Linked DNA regions of Homo sapiens: region 1 is linked to region 2. The links are chromatin loops, found by intact Hi-C in ENCODE. Cell type or tissue: gastrocnemius medialis. All regions are shown on one strand. Each heading gives the region's core, and the rest is flanking DNA. Links, peaks and the distances in the headings are about the cores only. Region 1 has its middle 15 kb from the start of SELPLG. Region 2 has its middle 9.8 kb from the start of PWP1.

Region 1 (4,391 bases), core at 304-4,303, 940 kb before region 2:
CGATCTGGCTCACTGCAACCTCCGCCTCCTGAGTTCAAGTGATTCTCCTGCCTCAGCCTCCTGAGTAGCTGGGATTACAGGCATGCGCCACCACGCCCAGCTAATTTTGTATTTTTAGTAGAGATGGTGTTTCTCTATGTTGGTCAGGCTGGTCTTGAACTCCCGACCTCAGGTGATTCTCCCGCCTTGGCCTCCCAAAGTGCTGGGATTACAGGTGTGAGCCACCACGCCCGGCCCAGAACTGGATTTTAAAAGGAAGTGCACAGATGGGCCTAGGAGAGGACTCAGGGGCCTGACTGATTAAAGCTTGGCCAAGCACAGAATCTTTCCCACTCTCCAGAAGCTCACCCTGACCTCTCCTTTTCACTCAGGCCCTGTCTCTCATTAACAGCCAGTAGCTTATTGGTGATCCTAGATGCAGCCTGCAACCTTTTGTACAACTCACAGAAGCACTGATTTGCTGTCAAATGGTGGAAAAGTTCAAGCTGCCAAACTTTTTCTTAAAGGACCAAACAGTGAATACTGTAGGCCTTAACTGTTGCAACACCATAGCCTCTGTTGCAACAACTCAACTCTGTCCTTGTAGTACAAAAGCAGCCACTGACAATATGTCCATAAATGAATGCGCATGGTTGTGTTCTAATAAAACTTTATTTACAAACGGGCGGCAGGCTCATTTCAGCTCCGTCAGTTTGCTGACGCCTGATTTTAAGCATAGGGTGACCAGTCGTCCCAGTTTGCCCGGAACTTTCTTGATTTTAGCACTGAAAGTCCCATATTCCGTGAAACTCAGCCCCAGTAAACCAGGTTGGCCCTGCTATTTAAGCAACACTTGCATTATCCCATTCAAAACTCACACTACCTTGTGGGGGTCAGGTCACCGCCCAGTGGATCCACCTTGCCTGCTGCCTAGACAGAGCCGATTTATCAAGACAGGGGAATTGCAAGGGAGACAGAGTAATTCATGCAGAGCAGGCTGTACAGGAGACGGGGATCAGAGTTTTTAACGACAATTTGGCGGGTAAGGACTTGGGAAGTTGGGAGTGCTGATTGGTCAGGTTGGAGATACAGTCATAGGGGGTTGCAGTGAGGTTTTCTTCATGTCTTCTGTTCCCGGCTGCGATGGCAGAACTGGTTGAGCCAGAATACCAGCCTAGGTGGTGTCAACTGATCCATCCAGTGCGGGGTCTGCAAAATATCTCACGTAGTGCTCTGAGGTTTTACAATACTGATGTTATCCACAGGAGCAATTTGGGGAGGCTTAGACTCTTGGAGCCAGAGGCTGCATGACCCCTAAACCATAATTTCGAATCTTGTAGCTAATTTGTTAGTCCTGCAAAGGCAGATCGGTCCCCAGGCAAGAAGGGGGTCTTTTCGGGGGGAAGGGATATTATTAATTTTGTTTCAGAGTCAAAACACGAACTGAATTATTTCCCAAAGTTAGTTCAGCCTAACTTTGGGGAAGGAATGAACAAGGACAGCTTAAAGGCTAGAAGCAAGATGGAGTCTGTTCGGTCTGGTCTCTTCCACTGTCATCATTTCCTCAGTTATAATTTTTGCAAAGGCAGTTTCAGTCAGATTAGAAAACCAGGATTTGGAGAGTTCTTGCTCTTCTGCTCCCAAATACCTTCCAGTCATTTCCATAGAGAGAGAAAGAAGCTGCCGCTTAAACAGACTCTGTTCTACCTTCTAGGAGAGGAATAAAAGTCATCTCAGGGGATAGTCTTTATTTTTCTTCTTGAAAAATACCTCCGGCTGGGTGTGGTGGTTCACGCCTGTAATCCCAGCACTTTGGGAGACCGAGGCAGGAGGACGGCTTGAGCTCAGGAATTTGAGATCAGCCTGGGCAACATGGTGAAACCCCGTCTCTACAAAAAATACAAAAATTAGCCAGGTGCAGTGATGTGCGCCTGTAGTCCCAGCTACTCAGGAGGCTGAAGTGGGAGAATCACTTGAGCCTGGGAGGTAGAAGTTGCAGTGAGCCAAGGTCATGCCATTGCACTCCAGCCTTGGCAACAGCAGTGAAAAGCTGTCTCAAAAAAAAAAAAAAAAAAAAAGAAAAGAAAAGAAAAGGAAAAAGAAAAAAAATACCTTCAATGGCCTCTTTGGAAGTGAAGGACTTCTTTCCTTGCCCCCAATGGTTTATCCCGGAAAAGGGGAGTTCACAGAGAAGGTTGAGTCTGGCAGGGGTTGGCTGTGGCTTGGGAGAGAGGGGTTGGAGGAAAGAGACAAGGGAAAGGTAGGAAAGAGCCGTCAGGGGGAAAGGCCATGGGACAGCATCGGGGAGGAGTGGGGAGAGGGCCCACACATATTGGAAATGCAGTGTCTGTCTCCTCCCCTGAACTTCTGGAAGGATCAAATCTGATACACACAGGCAGGTGTGTTCAAAGTGTCCTGGGGGTGCTGATGGAAGAAGGTGGGAGTGTCTGCCATGGGCTGGGTCAGTTAACACCCGGGGTCGGCAGGCTGATGGGTCAGGAGAGACTGAGTCTACCTCCCCTTTGGGAGGGATCAGAAAAATCAGAGAAGGGGAGCTGAAGGCTCCACAGCAGGGGGCTGTGGACTCAGGCTGAAGGACCTCTGAGTTGTTCCCCAGGGATCTTGTCACCTCGTCTTCCTGGGAGCTTTCCCCTATTTCCTGACAGCTCCTGAGGATGCTGTGTAACCACAGATTTCCATTTGCGTTGGAAGAGGGCCACCTTCCCTTTACAGTTTTCTCTCTCTCCAAGGTGTGGGATTTCATTCAGGGTGGGCGAAGCCGGGTGCTTGAAGCGGCCACCAGGGGGCGCCCGCCGCCAGCTCTTAGAGCAGGTGGAAGCCTGCGTTTCCCTTGGGCCAGACTTGGAGATCATTTAGCCAGGAAGGAGCCCCAAAGCCAGTGGCGTGCTGTTAAGTGTTTAACAACTGGCTTCCAATGGGAAAAAGTCCTGATTTGTAGCATTTGCCAATGTCTTCCATGTAAATACTCCCACAGCCGATTTTGAGCTACCAACCATTATATAGTTGATGATACAATAGGTGTTAGTAACAAGGGCATCGATCATCGGATAATGTAGTACAATTATTAGGAATTGGTGAGTTTTGAGTACTGATGACCTTGGCTTTTAATATAATAGAATTTAATTTATTAAACAACTGACACAAAATTCTGAAAATTTTGTTGATTAGCTCTCACGGGCAGATATAGTCTGGCTCCTGCACACCCCTGTGCCCTCCCCTCCTGCCTGGGCCTCCCATGCCCTTGAGGACCACCAGCCTGAATCACCCCACTCATCCATTCAGCAAACACATCCTGAACACACACACAGCTGCAATATCCCCGTGAATCCCCTCAAACAGCTCTCACAGACGGTTCTAGTATTCTCCCCATTTTACAGAAGATGAAACTGAGGATGAGAGCTAGGTGAAGTCACCTGCCCCAGGTCATGAAGAGGATCTGAGATTGGAACCCAGACCTGAAAGCCAGGATCTTACCACTGTGTCACGCTGTCCTTGAGATCACAGCGGGGTTCTGGGGGAATCCCACGCCCCAAAACCTCAGCCCTGCTGACCTGCCCTGGGGCCTGGAAGTCCCCCATTAGTCACCCTCTGTGGCTCCTGGCTGCTGAGGGAAGGCGCTGTTCCTTGGGAGGGTAACCGAGTACAGCGCAGCCCTCTCATTGCAGAGAACACAACACAGCAGAGCTGGGGCCTAGGACTAAGAGGGATGGCCGGGGGCAAGCAGCTGGCCTTTACTGAGCACTTACTGCATACCTAGTGCCTTGTCAAACAGTTTGTCTGCATTATCTCATTTAGGACTCAACCTCATAATGTGGGTGCAATGATTGTTCCATTTTCTTGCCAGGGAAACCGAGGTTCAGAAAGCTGAACCACTTGCTCCAGCCGGTTGCACGGTTAGGAAACCACACTGTGCTGACTTCAGCTCTGCCAGCAGGGAAGGAAGGAGGGTAGACAGGAAATGGGGGGCGGGGGATGATGGGCTCAGTTTGTTCCAGGTCCCTTGTCTCTTACAGGCTGGGGCTGCCACCCTGGGGGTGGTTCATCCAGCAGCTGATCTGGCAGGGGCTCCCCAAATTCTTTCCCCAGATCCCATCCCTCTTTGCCACTCAACCAAGCCACCGATTACTATGGAATGTGCCAGGCACTGTGAGAGGCCCTGGGATGCCATGTGAGTAGGACAGGCCTGTAATCCCAGAACTGTGGAAGGCCAAGGTGGGCGGATAACTTGAGGCCAGGAGTTCGAGACCCCTTTGGGGCTCATGGTCTAGAGGGGGACAGATTGATCAAATAATCACCCAGGAAAAGATCAGATTATGTCAGATTATGGCTGGGCCCTGAGCCCAGAGGAGAGATGCTGGGAGCAATGGGGCCAGAGCTGGGGGGCATGGGTC
Region 2 (4,391 bases), core at 71-4,070:
CCTGTCAGAAAAACTCCTTTCCACAGACTTGGGTAGTTTTCTGCCCCCTCTAGCTTCTGTGTAACACCTCAGCGTTAAAGTGAAACTTCAACCCTATAAGCTTTCCAACTCAAGTTCTACCTTGGTTTTCTGCTCCAGTCTGTCTCCAGATGACCAGCTATGTGGTTCCAGGGTCACAATCCCAGAGGTGAGGCTATAGCAGTATGAATGAGGAGACAGGGAAGAGGGGTGACAGGGAGCCAGAAGATGCAGTCTTGCTGTGGGTGGTTGGTTAGGGAGGCACAGGGCGGTGGGTAGGGGCGTAGGATGATGAATGACATCATCTGACTTAGATTTCAGGTCATTCCAACTCCCGTGTGTGGAATGTGGGGGTGGGGATGGTGGGGTGGGCAGAGCGAATGTGGGGAGAACTATGAGGAGGTTATTGCAGTAATGAAGGGGCAGATGCCGGTGACTTGGACAAGAGTGTTGCCTGGCGGAATCAAGGGAAGTGGAGAAAGATGCCATCTCCTGATGGGAAGATCTGTCAAGAATTTGTGGCCACATTTAATCTACCACAGCTGAGGAGACTAACGAGAAGAAGGAGGTGACTGATCTAAGACCACACATCATCTAAGCGTCAAGATGGGGGACAGAGCCTGTGTTTTCCGTCTTCAGTCCTGTGTGGTTCCTTCCACACCCACGCCACCTCTTTTGGAAGGAAAGACAGAAATGCGTGCCCAGGGAAAAGTGAAAGGCTCCACCAAAGCCCTGGATATAATGAAATTAATCACATCCTTGCCATCGGAAACCCCACCTGATATGATGTGGCTGTGTCCCCACCCAAATCTCACCTTGAATTGTAGCTCCCATGATTCCCATGTGCTGTGGGAGGAACCTGGCGGGAGATAATTGAGATAATTGAATAATGGGGGTGGTTTCCCCCATACTGTTCTCATCATAGTGAATAAGTCTCATGAGATTTGATGATTTTATAAGGAGAAACCCCTTTCTCTTCATTCTCATTTTTGCTCTTGCCTGCTGCTCTGTTAGACGTGCCTTTCACCTTCCGCCGTGATTGTGAGGCCTCCCCAGCCACGTGGAACTGTGAGTCCACTAAACCTATTTTTCTTTATAAATTGCCCAGTCTCGGGTATGTCTTTATCAGCAGCATGATTCTGAGAGGACAGGGAAATGGACCAGACTGTTCATGAGAAGCAGAGGAAGGATGGGCTGGGCAAAGGTTTTGATCTCCCCATTTGTGATGCCAGAGGAGAAAGGAGGATCTGAGCATGGTTACTGCGCCCCTCGAGCCAGGCTTTGGCAGGCGTCAGTCACCATGTAGGGTCAGGCTGAGTGGACACCGGTCATATGTTTGTCTTCTCCACTAGATGGTCTTTTCCATCTTAGCATGCCCAGGGCCTGGGAGAGAGTACACGCCAAATAAATACTGGAAGAATAAATGGAAGATGACTTCTCAGACCTTGTTAAGGATGGGATGGTGTACTTGTTGCATGGCTGTGAGATTCATCACAGAAGCAAAGAATTTGTTGCCGGATGATAATTACAGCTCCTAAGTACTGCGTTTAGTGTTGAATTCCCATGCCTGGTATACAGAGTGGGTGCTGAGTAAATATTGAATGAATGAATGGTTGAGTGAAACTTCTCAATCCCTCACGTATGAGCCAGATTCATGCTCTTCAATAGAAAAAAAAATTAAATTCTTGGGAACCCAAGAATGCAGAAGTGTGGCTCCACCTAGTGGACACTCCAGGATTATGCCTGGAATTTTTTTTTTTTTTTTTTTTTTGAGAGTAGTTTAGCTCTTGTTGCCCAGGCTGGAGTGCAATGGCAGGATCTCAGCTCACTGCAACCTCTGCCTCCCGGGTTCAAGCGATTCTCCTGCCTCAGCCTCCCGAGTAGCTAGGATTACAGGCATGCGCCACCACACCCGGCTAATTTTGTATTTTTAGTAGAGACGGGGTTTCTCCATGTTGGTGAGGCTGGTCTTGAACTCCTGACTTCAGGTGATCTGCCTGCCTTGGCCTCCCAAAGTGCTGGGATGACAGGCTTGAGCCACCGCACCTGACCCTTTTTTTTTTTTTTTTTTTTTTTTTAAAACAGGGTCTGGCTCTGTCGTCCAGGCTGGAGTGCAGTCGTGTGATCCGCACTCACTGCAACCCTTTCCTCCTGGGCTCAAGAGCTCCTCCCACCTCAGCCTCCCGAGTAGCTGAGCCTACAGGTGCACACCAACATACCTGACTAATTTTTGTATATTTTGTAGAGACGGGTTTCCAACATGTTGCCCAGGCTAATCTTGAACTCCTGAGCTCAAGAATCTCCTGCCTCTGCCTTCCAAAGTGCTGGGATTACAGGCATGAGCCACCACACCTAGCCTATGCCTGGACCTTGAACATTTTTTTCCCACATGTTTTGTTCTGTGTCTTCTCCAGTTGTTCCTGCTTTACCCACTTTGCCACAGACCACCAAGTATGGCAGCGTGGCCCTGCAGGTGGGCAGAAGCCTATCTGGAGCCCTGAAATGGGCAAGAAGCTGTAGGGGGCAGAGTCGACTAGATGAGTTGGCTTAGAGCTGCCAATGCTATGCACAGGACATTGGACCAGGTGTGCTGAGGACTGTCAATAGTTTGCTGTGTGGCCCTGGGCAGCCCACTTTCTGTCTCTGAGCCTCACTTTTATTATCTAAGAAGGCGGAGGCTGAGATCAGACACAGCTGTGATGACTGAGCCCTTTCCTTGTGTCCTCAGGGCTAGTTCTCAGATTCCAACATAGCCTCGCTTGACTGGTGGGGACCATTAGGCTTTAGGTTAAAGTAGGGAGCCCAAGGCTTCACAGCTAATAAGGGTCAAAGCCTGGAATTGAACTTGGATCTGCTTGACTCCAATGCCTGAACCACTCTTTATAGACTTTCTGAAGCCTTTCTATGATTCTGCACATCTACTTGAGTCTGCCCCTCTCCTTATGAGAGGCTACATATGAAAATGGTAAGGGTGGTGGCCTCTGGAGCAGAACTTTCTCAGTTTGAATCCTTATTCTACTTACATACCTACTCCTGAGGTGTGTGACCTTGCGCAAGTCACTCAATCACTCTCCGTTTTGGTTTCCCCATCTGTAAAATAGGAAGATGACAACAAAATGTTGCTATAAAAGTTTACACATGGCACACACCTGTAATCCCAGCACTCTGGGAGGCCGAGGCAGGTGGATCGCCTGAGGTTGGGAGTATGAGACCAGCCTGGCCAACATGGTGAAACCCCGTCTCTACTAAAAATATAAAAATTAGCCGGGCGGGATGGCAGGCATCTGTAATTCCAGCTACTCAGGAGGCTGAAGCAGGAGAATCGCTTGAACCCAGGAGGCTGAGGTTGCAGTGAGCTGAGATTGCACCACTGCACTCCAGACTGGGTGACAGAGCGAGACTCCATCTCAAAATAATAATAATAATAATAATAAAAGTTTGAACACACGCACACATCACTTAGAATGCTACCCAACATATCCAGTTTTTATGTTTTAACTATACATAGTTATACGTATATGTATATAAACATGTAAGTACTTGTATGCTTTAACTATTATTTCCTGCCTCTGAACTTTTGTTGCTCCTTATGATATAGCCTCAAAAAGCTGTAAATTTTGATCTTTAATATTATTTCTAAGTAAGTATATTTATAGTTACAGAGACACACTGACAGGACCAAGGAAAAGAAAGCTTCCTTCAGGTTGTACCCTACTGTAAGGCAATCCTGTCTCTAGGGCACTGTGAATTAATACATAAATTGTATAAATATTGCAATTATATTGTGAATGGTACAAGTACATTGCATTCCATTGCTGGGGGGGGGGGTAAAAGGGATAATTTCTTATATGCAAATATTTATATATCTTATGTGCAAATATTTAAAATAAATAGAAATTTTTATAATCTTATTTTGGCCTCTTTTTGTACTTTTGTACTTTTTTTTTAGTAGATTCGGATTTCACCATGTTGGCCAGGCCGGTGTCAAGCTCCTGACCTCAAGTAATCCTCCTGCCTCGGCCTCCCAGAGTGCTGGGGTTACAGGTGTGAACCACCACACCCGACCTCTTTTTGCCCTTATAATTGGAGCCTCCAAAATGGATGTGACCTGGATTTCTCTTGACCTCCCAGAAGCCCTAATCTAGGCCAAAGTACCAGGATTGGAAGAAGCTAAAAACCCCAGAAATCCCTCTGAAGGGCCGAACTGTCAATACCTGAGCTCTGGTATCATAAGTTGCCCCGTGATGACACAGCCGAATGGGATTGGACTTGGCTCAATCTAGCTCATCCCAGAAGCTGTTCATGTTGCTTTTCCTGTGGTTGGAGAAACCATGGAGGAAGTGCTGGCCCCTATTCCTTCAATATTGCTGTGA

Evidence for each region. Hi-C counts contacts between places; a loop is a spot of excess contacts. Peaks named below come from ENCODE experiments on the same cell type or tissue, not always from the same donor. Only the 100,000 strongest peaks of a DNase experiment are listed, where the experiment ranks them.
Region 1: a loop joins it to region 2, with 15 times the contacts of the local background. A loop is called at or near these places in 2 of 110 quality-filtered maps.

The regions. Positions count from the first base shown.
Region 1 is chr12:108,616,683-108,621,073 of GRCh38, reverse strand. No RefSeq gene overlaps it. Among named protein-coding and RNA genes, the nearest start is that of SELPLG, 15 kb to the left of the region's middle. RefSeq lists enhancers at 2,693-2,742, 3,323-3,782. In gastrocnemius medialis, for the core only: CTCF peaks have their summits at 2,569 (motif pointing right) and 2,774 (motif pointing right); a DNase peak (open chromatin) is centred at 2,813.
Region 2 is chr12:107,673,779-107,678,169 of GRCh38, reverse strand. No RefSeq gene overlaps it. Among named protein-coding and RNA genes, the nearest start is that of PWP1, 9.8 kb to the left of the region's middle. In gastrocnemius medialis, for the core only: a CTCF peak has its summit at 1,728 (motif pointing left); no DNase peak of the experiment used is centred there; H3K27me3 peaks cover 432 bases.